Regions from separate parts of the Homo sapiens genome. Here region 1 is linked to region 2. The links are chromatin loops, found by intact Hi-C in ENCODE. Cell type or tissue: PC-3. All regions are shown on one strand.

The links. Hi-C counts contacts between places; a loop is a spot of excess contacts. Peaks named below come from ENCODE experiments on the same cell type or tissue, not always from the same donor. Only the 100,000 strongest peaks of a DNase experiment are listed, where the experiment ranks them.
Region 1: a loop joins it to region 2, with 5 times the contacts of the local background. A loop is called at or near these places in 4 of 110 quality-filtered maps.

The regions. Positions count from the first base shown.
Region 1 is chr14:81,301,313-81,305,312 of GRCh38, reverse strand. All of the region lies in intron 5 of STON2 (stonin 2), which reads left to right. Among named protein-coding and RNA genes, the nearest start is that of GTF2A1-AS1, 82 kb to the right of the region's middle. RefSeq lists a cis regulatory region at 1,820-1,830 and an enhancer at 1,753-1,897. In PC-3, no CTCF peak of the experiment used is centred here; a DNase peak (open chromatin) is centred at 1,882; H3K27ac peaks cover 1,514 bases.
Region 2 is chr14:81,381,183-81,385,182 of GRCh38, reverse strand. The region is part of intron 3 of STON2 (stonin 2); the gene reads left to right. Among named protein-coding and RNA genes, the nearest start is that of STON2, 17 kb to the left of the region's middle. In PC-3, no CTCF peak of the experiment used is centred here; a DNase peak (open chromatin) is centred at 2,472; H3K4me3 peaks cover 1,531 bases; H3K27ac peaks cover 2,778 bases.

The DNA of each region.
Region 1 (4,000 bases), 80 kb after region 2:
AATTGGCATAGTCGCTTTGCATATCCAGTGAGAGAGCAGTTCTGCTCCTGAGTACCCAAGACAGAAGCAAGCATGTGTGCATCAAAGGCATGTGCAAGAATATTCATAGAAGCCTGGCTCTCAAATGTCCATCGACACTAACATGGATAAATTGTGTCACATTCACACAATTGAATACGATGCAGAAATGCAAACTAACACATCACATGTAATGAAATGAATGAATCTCATGAACATAAAGAGAACATACTATATGAATTCATTTATCTAAGTTCAAAAACAAGCACGTTACAGTATGGTGTTAGGAGTCAGAATAATTGTTACCCTGGGGGAAGAGGTAGTTAGTGATAGGAAGGGGGTACAAAGGGGTCTTCTGGGGATCTGTCTTTTGAGATAGTGAATTACCTACATGTCTTCACTTTGTAAAAAGCTATTGAACTTTAAACTTATGATTTATGTTATTTTCTGTGTATTTTATACTTTTTAAAAAGTTTGCCAAAAAAACAGAATAACAAGAAAGGCTAAAGTAACAATGCCTGGGTTTGAATCCTGATTCCATCCCTCCCTCCCTTCCTTCCTTTTTTCCTGTGACAGTCTCACTCTGTCACCCAGGCTGGAGTGCAGTGGCGCGATCTTGGCTCACTGCAACCCCCGCCTCCCAGGCTCAAGCAATTCTCATGCCTCAGCCTCCTGAGTAGCTGAGATTCATCACAGGCCTGTTTCATCACACCCAGCTAATTTTTGATATTTTTTGTGGAGACAGGGTTTCACCATGTTGGCCAGGCTGGTCTTGAACTCCTGACCTCAAGCAATCCACCTGCCTCGGCCTCCCAAAGTGCTAGGATTACAAGCATGAGCCACCATGCCCGGCCCTGATTCCATCTCTAACAGCGTGAGCTTGGGCAAGTTACTTAACTTTTTTGTGCTTTAGTTTTGTCATCTGTAAGAGGGAGATAAGAGCAGTACCTACCTCACAGGGTTGTTGAAAGGATCAAAGGAGATAATCCACGTAAAGTGCTTGAAACAGTGTCAGATACACAGTAACCAGAAAATAACTCTTAAGTAGATACACTTTACAGTGGCTCCTCCATAATAGGTGTGTGGGGGAATCTAAAAATGTACAAAACCCTGGTCTCAAGGAGGTTTTAATCATAATTAGAAAGATGAGATACGTAAAAGAACAACTATTTGACTCTACAAGAGAGTATTGGGAAATTCCAAATGAGCGATGCCGATAAGAAAATCAGAGGAATTTGGTGGAAGGAGTGATTACTGTAGTTTAGAGTGTTCTGGGCAAAACTCATGCCGTTGTTAAAAGTCAGGATAGTCATTATTCACGGTCGGGGAAGAGGTTGGTCAGGAGCACAAAGGCAATTGTTTCTTGATCTGGGTGCTGGTTACATGCATGTGCTCAACTGTGAAAATATATGGAGCTACGATATGTGCACTTTTCTGTATATGCGTTCTACTTCAAGGAGGTTAAAAGGGCATTGGTTTCGAAACCTGGTTGATATTTGACCATAGGCATGTTATGTAAGCTCTATGAGTTTCATTTTCCTCACATATAAACTGTAAATATACCTCCCCTTGGGTTGTCATAGGGTTAATGAAGGCAAAATCCAGTCCAGGATGGGACAGTAAAATATTTCATGTACCTGATCTGCTCACTGAGGAAGAGGGTGACAAACGGAAGCAGACCCTTCCTGTGTTAAGATTTGGAGCCTCTCTCTGGGGTTCATTGCTTTGTTGGAAGAATGACCTCATGTCATTATTGATGTTGTGAATGGAACCTGTTTCAGTGTGTCACTGTGGTGGCGCAATGACTCAGCCACTGGGGCAAAGGGCACTTCTGCCTGTCAGGGCCACTGCTTGACACTTGTCCCACACCACCACTGTTGGTTTCCTTTTTCTGTGCTTAGTCATAGCCACACCTGCAAGTGTGCACAATGCTTGATCCAGGTGTGCACTTAGTAAATATTTACTGAGTGCCTGCTGTGTGTCAGGCTCTGATGGAGCATATAATAATGACTAAAAGCAGAGTAAAAGTAAAACAACATAACACATTGAAGGCTTGCCCTTCAAATATTTTGGTCTACTAACAAGGTAGACATGTTTCTTCTGAAAGCTACTTTTCCCCGTCTCTTCCCTTCTTTCTCTCTGCTTATCCTCTGCTCACCCAATACACATTTTCTTATTCTCATTCTCATTTGTATTCATTATCTCTTTTACACACACACACACACACACACACACCCCCCACACATGTACACCCTCACTGAACTCCATTCCATATAATCAGTCTAACAGCCATTTAACAAAAGCAATCAACTCAGCAAATATTTTTCTACTTGTTCCTGCCCCTCCAAACTATAGATGGCAGTGCCTTACATTAATTATAGCAGAAACAATCATTAAGTGTTCATTCTGTGTACGGCACCATGTCAGGTACTTGCCCACATCATCTGTAATTCTCACAACATCCTGCAGGGCATCGTTATCCCATTTGATAGGTGAGGGACCTGAGGCTTACAGATCTTATATAATTTTCCCACTGTCCCCTACAGCCTGTTTGTGGCACAGCACAAGTCCGCTGTCTCTTGACATGCTGTATTCCTTGTGGAGACATTTGCAGTGTCCTCTCTGATGATTAAATGATGTAAACACCCTCTGTATCAGTTTGTCATGCAATCAACTTTATATGCAAAGCTGTGTATTAGCAGAAGTTGCCACTATGGATTCTGACACCATGGTCATTCTCTTACTTTAATGAGTGTAGTTTGACTAGAAATGTCAGTATAGAACCAGTCAGCCTTGCAAACACTTTCTGAGTTGTTGCATAAATGCTTTAACATTCAGAAGCACTAACCTGCTGCACCATCCGAAGGGATACTGAGCCTATTTCGTTATCTATATTAAAATCTTGGATCCAAGTGAGACTTTCCATCACTACAGGAAGAGCCTGTGTGTATTGAGAAAGTTCTGCCATTTTGGGCCTTCTTTATTAGACTGTCTCTCTTAGACTACTTTAACACTTATTGTTAGCCTCTGTTCCAGAAATTTGTAGACAGATAGGGGTATCTGATGCTGATTAAAGTGAGTATTGCTGTAAGCTGGGCACAGAGGGGCAGCTGATATGGTGCATGCTTACAAATGCTGTTCTAAATGGTTTTCCACAGACAGGCACAGTCCAGAGTGGCTACTACTCCCATTAGTCCTGATGTTTTTGTGTCCTCGCCTCCAGCCTTCTAATAAACCACTCTGATTGGGACAGCCAACTGCCCTCAGTGCACAGTGTCATGTTATGCATTGGGGCTTGAGTCATATTCAAGTGAGGAGGGAGGTCAAAGCTAGCAAATCACCATGGGCTTAAGATCTAGGCTTAAGCTGTTTAGCCTCAGAAACTTAATATTATTGTATTGAGAAGCAAGCATTTCTGGAGATTGACAAATCTACAATAGGAGATGTATATTGGGCAATATGACTAATAACAGTTATTTGTTCAAAAACTAAAAGCTACTAAAAATGGAGTTTCCTCTGCATGGGCTCAGTTCTTTACATGTATTTTTTCCAGTTCTCACAACAACCCTTCAAGTTTTTGAGTAATTATTCACATTTCACAAATGTGAATACTGAGCTGGCATCCCAACCAGATGTATTTACTTCCAAATCTTGAGCACGTTCCACTCTGTCTCAATGTCTTCAGACATTCTCTCTGCTAGTATATCACCCAACTGAAATGTCAGCTCCTTTGCCAGTTTGGCTTCAACTATCCCAGGCAGAATTACTGGTCATTTCCTCTTTTGGGTTCACACAGCACTTTTTATATACCCATAAGAACACTTTGTGTTGTATTGTAATTGCTTTTGCTGTATTGTGGTTGTTGGTTTATTTGCCTGTTGCCTCTGCTAGTCTCTGAACTTCTTAAAGGTAGTGACAAAGTCTTATTCCTTCTTTTACATTTAGCTTGTCATAGGACCTGGCAGTGTTGTGTAGTGTGGAA
Region 2 (4,000 bases):
CCTTGGTGTGGGATACAAAACACAATAAACCACCCAAGCATGCATCAATTAACTAGTTCATTCATGCAGAAAAAAATGTAGGTGCTGGGAATACAGTTATGGGAGAGCTGGACACAGTCCCTGCTCTCCCCACGTTGAAGTTGCCTAACAGTTGGGCAATCTGTTACTAATGGAGCTTTTGGGGAGTGAACAAGAGCTCCTCTGAGCTAGTCCTGGGAGCAGTAGCTGCTTCATACTGCCAGCTATGAAAAAGCAGAGGAGCCACAGATAAAAGAATGGAGTTAGATCTATTTTCTGTGCATGGATGGGCACATTTACACATCAAAAAAATCCTATAACTCTGGTGATTAAACATCAAAATATAAAGGACATGACATCAAAATATATGTATTTAAAATTTTAATCTACCCAGGATCCCGAAGGACAAGAAGAAAGAAAAATACTGTATTAGCTGACAACTTGCAGATTTATTATTCACATAATCCATGTTATTTTGATTTCCCGCTTTATGCTCACGTTCAAGTCATGTTCAAACACTGTGGATACAGCCAAATACTCGTGCCCCATGGAGCCCACATTCTGCGGGGGGACAGGGAGGGGGGTTCATACCAGAAACACACTAAAGAAGTAAATATAAGTGTGTTAGGGGCTGGGCGCGATGGCTTACGCCTGTAATCCCACCACTTTGGTAGGCTGAGGCGGGCAGATCACTTGAGGTCAGGAGTTTGAGACCAGCCTGGCCAACATAGTGAAACCCTGTCTCTACTAAAAATACAAAAATTAGCCGGGCGCCTGTAATCCCAGTTACTCGAGAGGCTGAGGAAGGAGAATTGCTTCAACTGGGGAAGCAGAGGTTGCAGTGAGTTGAGATTGTGCCACTACACTCCAGCCTAGGCAACAGAACAAGACTGTGTCTCCAAAAAATAAAATAAATAAATAAATAAATAAAAATAATACAGTAAGTGTGTTAGGTAACAAACTGGGAAGGAGAGAAAAATGAGGCAAAACAAGGGACTATGGTGAGGGGGATGTGAAATTTTCCATAAGGCCAGGGAGTGACTGTTTGAGAGGTAAATGTGAGTGAAGACCTGGGGGAAATGGGGCAGCAAGCCTTGCAGAAAGTAGGGAGGAGTCTTCCATGTGGAAGGAACAGCAAGTGAATAGCCCTTGAGGGGCACCTGTGCTCTTGGTGTGTGACCGGAGTAGAGTGAATGTGGAGAGAAGACAAGGAGGTGAGGCAGAAACGTTACAGAGACTCAGACACACAGGTCCTTGGCAGACATGTTGAGGACTTTGATTTTTTATTGTGGGTGAGATGGAAAGCTAATGGAGGGTTTTGAACTGAGGTGTGGCCTGATCCAGCTTGAGTTTCAACAGTAATTCTGTTAAAACTGTGTGGCAGCTATGGTGTAGCGGTTGAGAGTGGTGTATCTGAGAATAGACTGGGAGGAGAGGACAGAGGTGGAGGCAAGGAGACCAGGTAGGAGGCCACTGTATCCATCCAGGCAAGAGAGGATTGTGGCTTGCAGCAGGGTGGTAGCTTGGAGAAGGCAGGAAGTGATTGGATTCCAGATGTATTTTGAAGGTAGGACTAGCAAAAATTGTGATGGAGCAACTGTGAGAAGAATCAAGGATGACTTGATGGTTTTGTTCTGAGCAGTTGAAAGGATGCAGGGGCTGGTTTGGAGGGAATAACAGGAGCTTAGTTTTGGACATGTAAAGTTAGAGACCCAGATGGAGATGTCAAGTCGATTTGGACAAAAATATATGTTTGAGAATAATAACCATCACCACCTAACCCATGTTGAGTACTCTTTTTGTGCCAAGCACTTTTGCTAGTGCCTCATCAGTATTAACCTAATCCCCTTAGGAGGTTTGTACTCTCTTCAGCTCCATTTTACAGGTGAGAAAAAGGAGGAACAAATGGATTTGAGCAACTTGCTCCAGGCTACAGGGCTGGATTTGGTATGCAAACCAGGCAGTCTGGATCCAGGGTCCCTGATCTTAACCTCATAGGAAAGGAGAAGAAGCAGATATTGATCTTTCCTTCACTTTATTCCTTCAAGCTGGATGGATGTGGCTTGAAATATGATGGCAGCATCCTGTTTTTACCTGGCTCAGACATCAAAGGTCTGGCCCCTGGGAGCAGAGTCAGCTCCAAGCCCAGTACTTTCTTTCAGCTAAGCTTGTGGCCTGAGGACATTCAACTAAGAACCTGAATAAAATAACTTATCGGAGATTTCTAAGCCGAAAAATAAACAAAGTGTATTAGAGCGAATGAGAACAGTTTGTGAGAGGCAGAAGCTTTGCTTCTCCCAAATGCACTCTTCCTAGTTTCTCTTTCAAGAGAAACGTTGGCATTTTATCTCACAAATGTAAGGAGCCGATGTGCAAATACCATTAAGTGAAATAGCTTTCTTACTGAGTAATCTGTCTTTTTTTGATATGTGGTTTTAATAAGTTTTATTACCTATTGAATAAATACAAAAGAACATTTAAGATTGTGTATTAGATTATAAAGAACAGCAGTACAACCCATCACCCAGTTTAATAAATGGAATATTGTCATCGCCGGAGGCCCTGCGTGTTTCCCTACTGATCACACCCTCCTCCCTCATCACATCCCCTTCCCTCCCCTCTGTATCACCACCTTCTGAGTTTCATGATGATAACTACCTTACTTTTCTTGACAGTTTTACTACCTACACATGCATCAAGAATGATAATTTAGCCTGGTTTTGAACTTTATATATATGGAATAATACTGTATTACTCTGTGGCTTACTCCTTTAATACATTTTTTGTGGGAATTGTCCATGTCAAAAACGAAAAGAACTTGTAGCTATGGTTCTTTTAGTTTTTATTACTCTGTGTTCCATTATAGTAATATGCTACAATCCATTTATCCATTCTGTTTTTGATGGACATTTGGATTGTTTCTTTTCTTTTCTTTTCTTTTTTTTTGAGACAGAGTCTTGCTCTGTCGCCCTGGCTGGAATGCAGTGGCACGATCTCAGCTCACTACAACGTCCGCCTCCCGGATTCAAGCGATTCTCCTGCCTCAGCCTTCTGAGTAGCTGGGATTACAGGTGCCTGCCACCACACCTGGCTAATTTTTTGTGTTTTTAGTAGAGATGGGGTTTCACTGTGTTGGCCAGGCTGGTCGCAAACTCCTGACCTCGTAATCCGCCTGTGTCAGCCTCCCAAAGTGCTGGGATTACAGGTGTGAGCCACCGTGCCCGGCCCATTTGGGTTGTTTCTAAGATGATAATGCACTTCCATGAGCATTATTTTTGTCTTTCTATGAACATTTTTAACGTGTATCCTGGTGAACATGTGCAGGTGGTTCTCTTGTATAAAAAAGTAGGATGGGAATTGCTGTGCTTTAGGATGTGTTCATATTCAGCTTAATCAGATAACAACAAGCCATTTTCTAAAGTGGTTTCTAGTTACTATCCTACCAGCTGTACATGAAAGACACTGTGGCTCCATTTCCTCAGCTGCACTTAGGATTGTCATATTTTTCTATTTTTGTGATCAGGGAAGTGGAGAAAGAAAGGGGGAAGGGTAACAGGATCTTAATATATCATGTGATTTAAATTGCATTTCCTAGATTACTAACAAGGTTGAGAGCATCCTTTTTTGGTGCCATTTGGATTTTTCTTTCATGAAATCCCTGTTCAGCTATATTCCTGTTGGTGTCTCTGCCTTTTTCTTGCTGATTTCTGGGAGTTCCTGGTGCATTCAATGTGTGGCACATATTATCTCCTATCCTGTGAATGGTCTTTTCATTCTCCTTATGTCTTTTGGCAAAAATAAGTTATTTATTTTAATGATACAGTTTTTTTCAATTTCTCTTTTATTATTAGTGCTTTCTGTGTCTTGGTAAAGAAAATATTTCTCTACTCCAAAGTCATGAATGCATTTGGCTATATTGTCTTCTAAAATGTTTCTTATATAGCCTTCACACTTTGACATTCAATCTAGCTAGAATTGATTT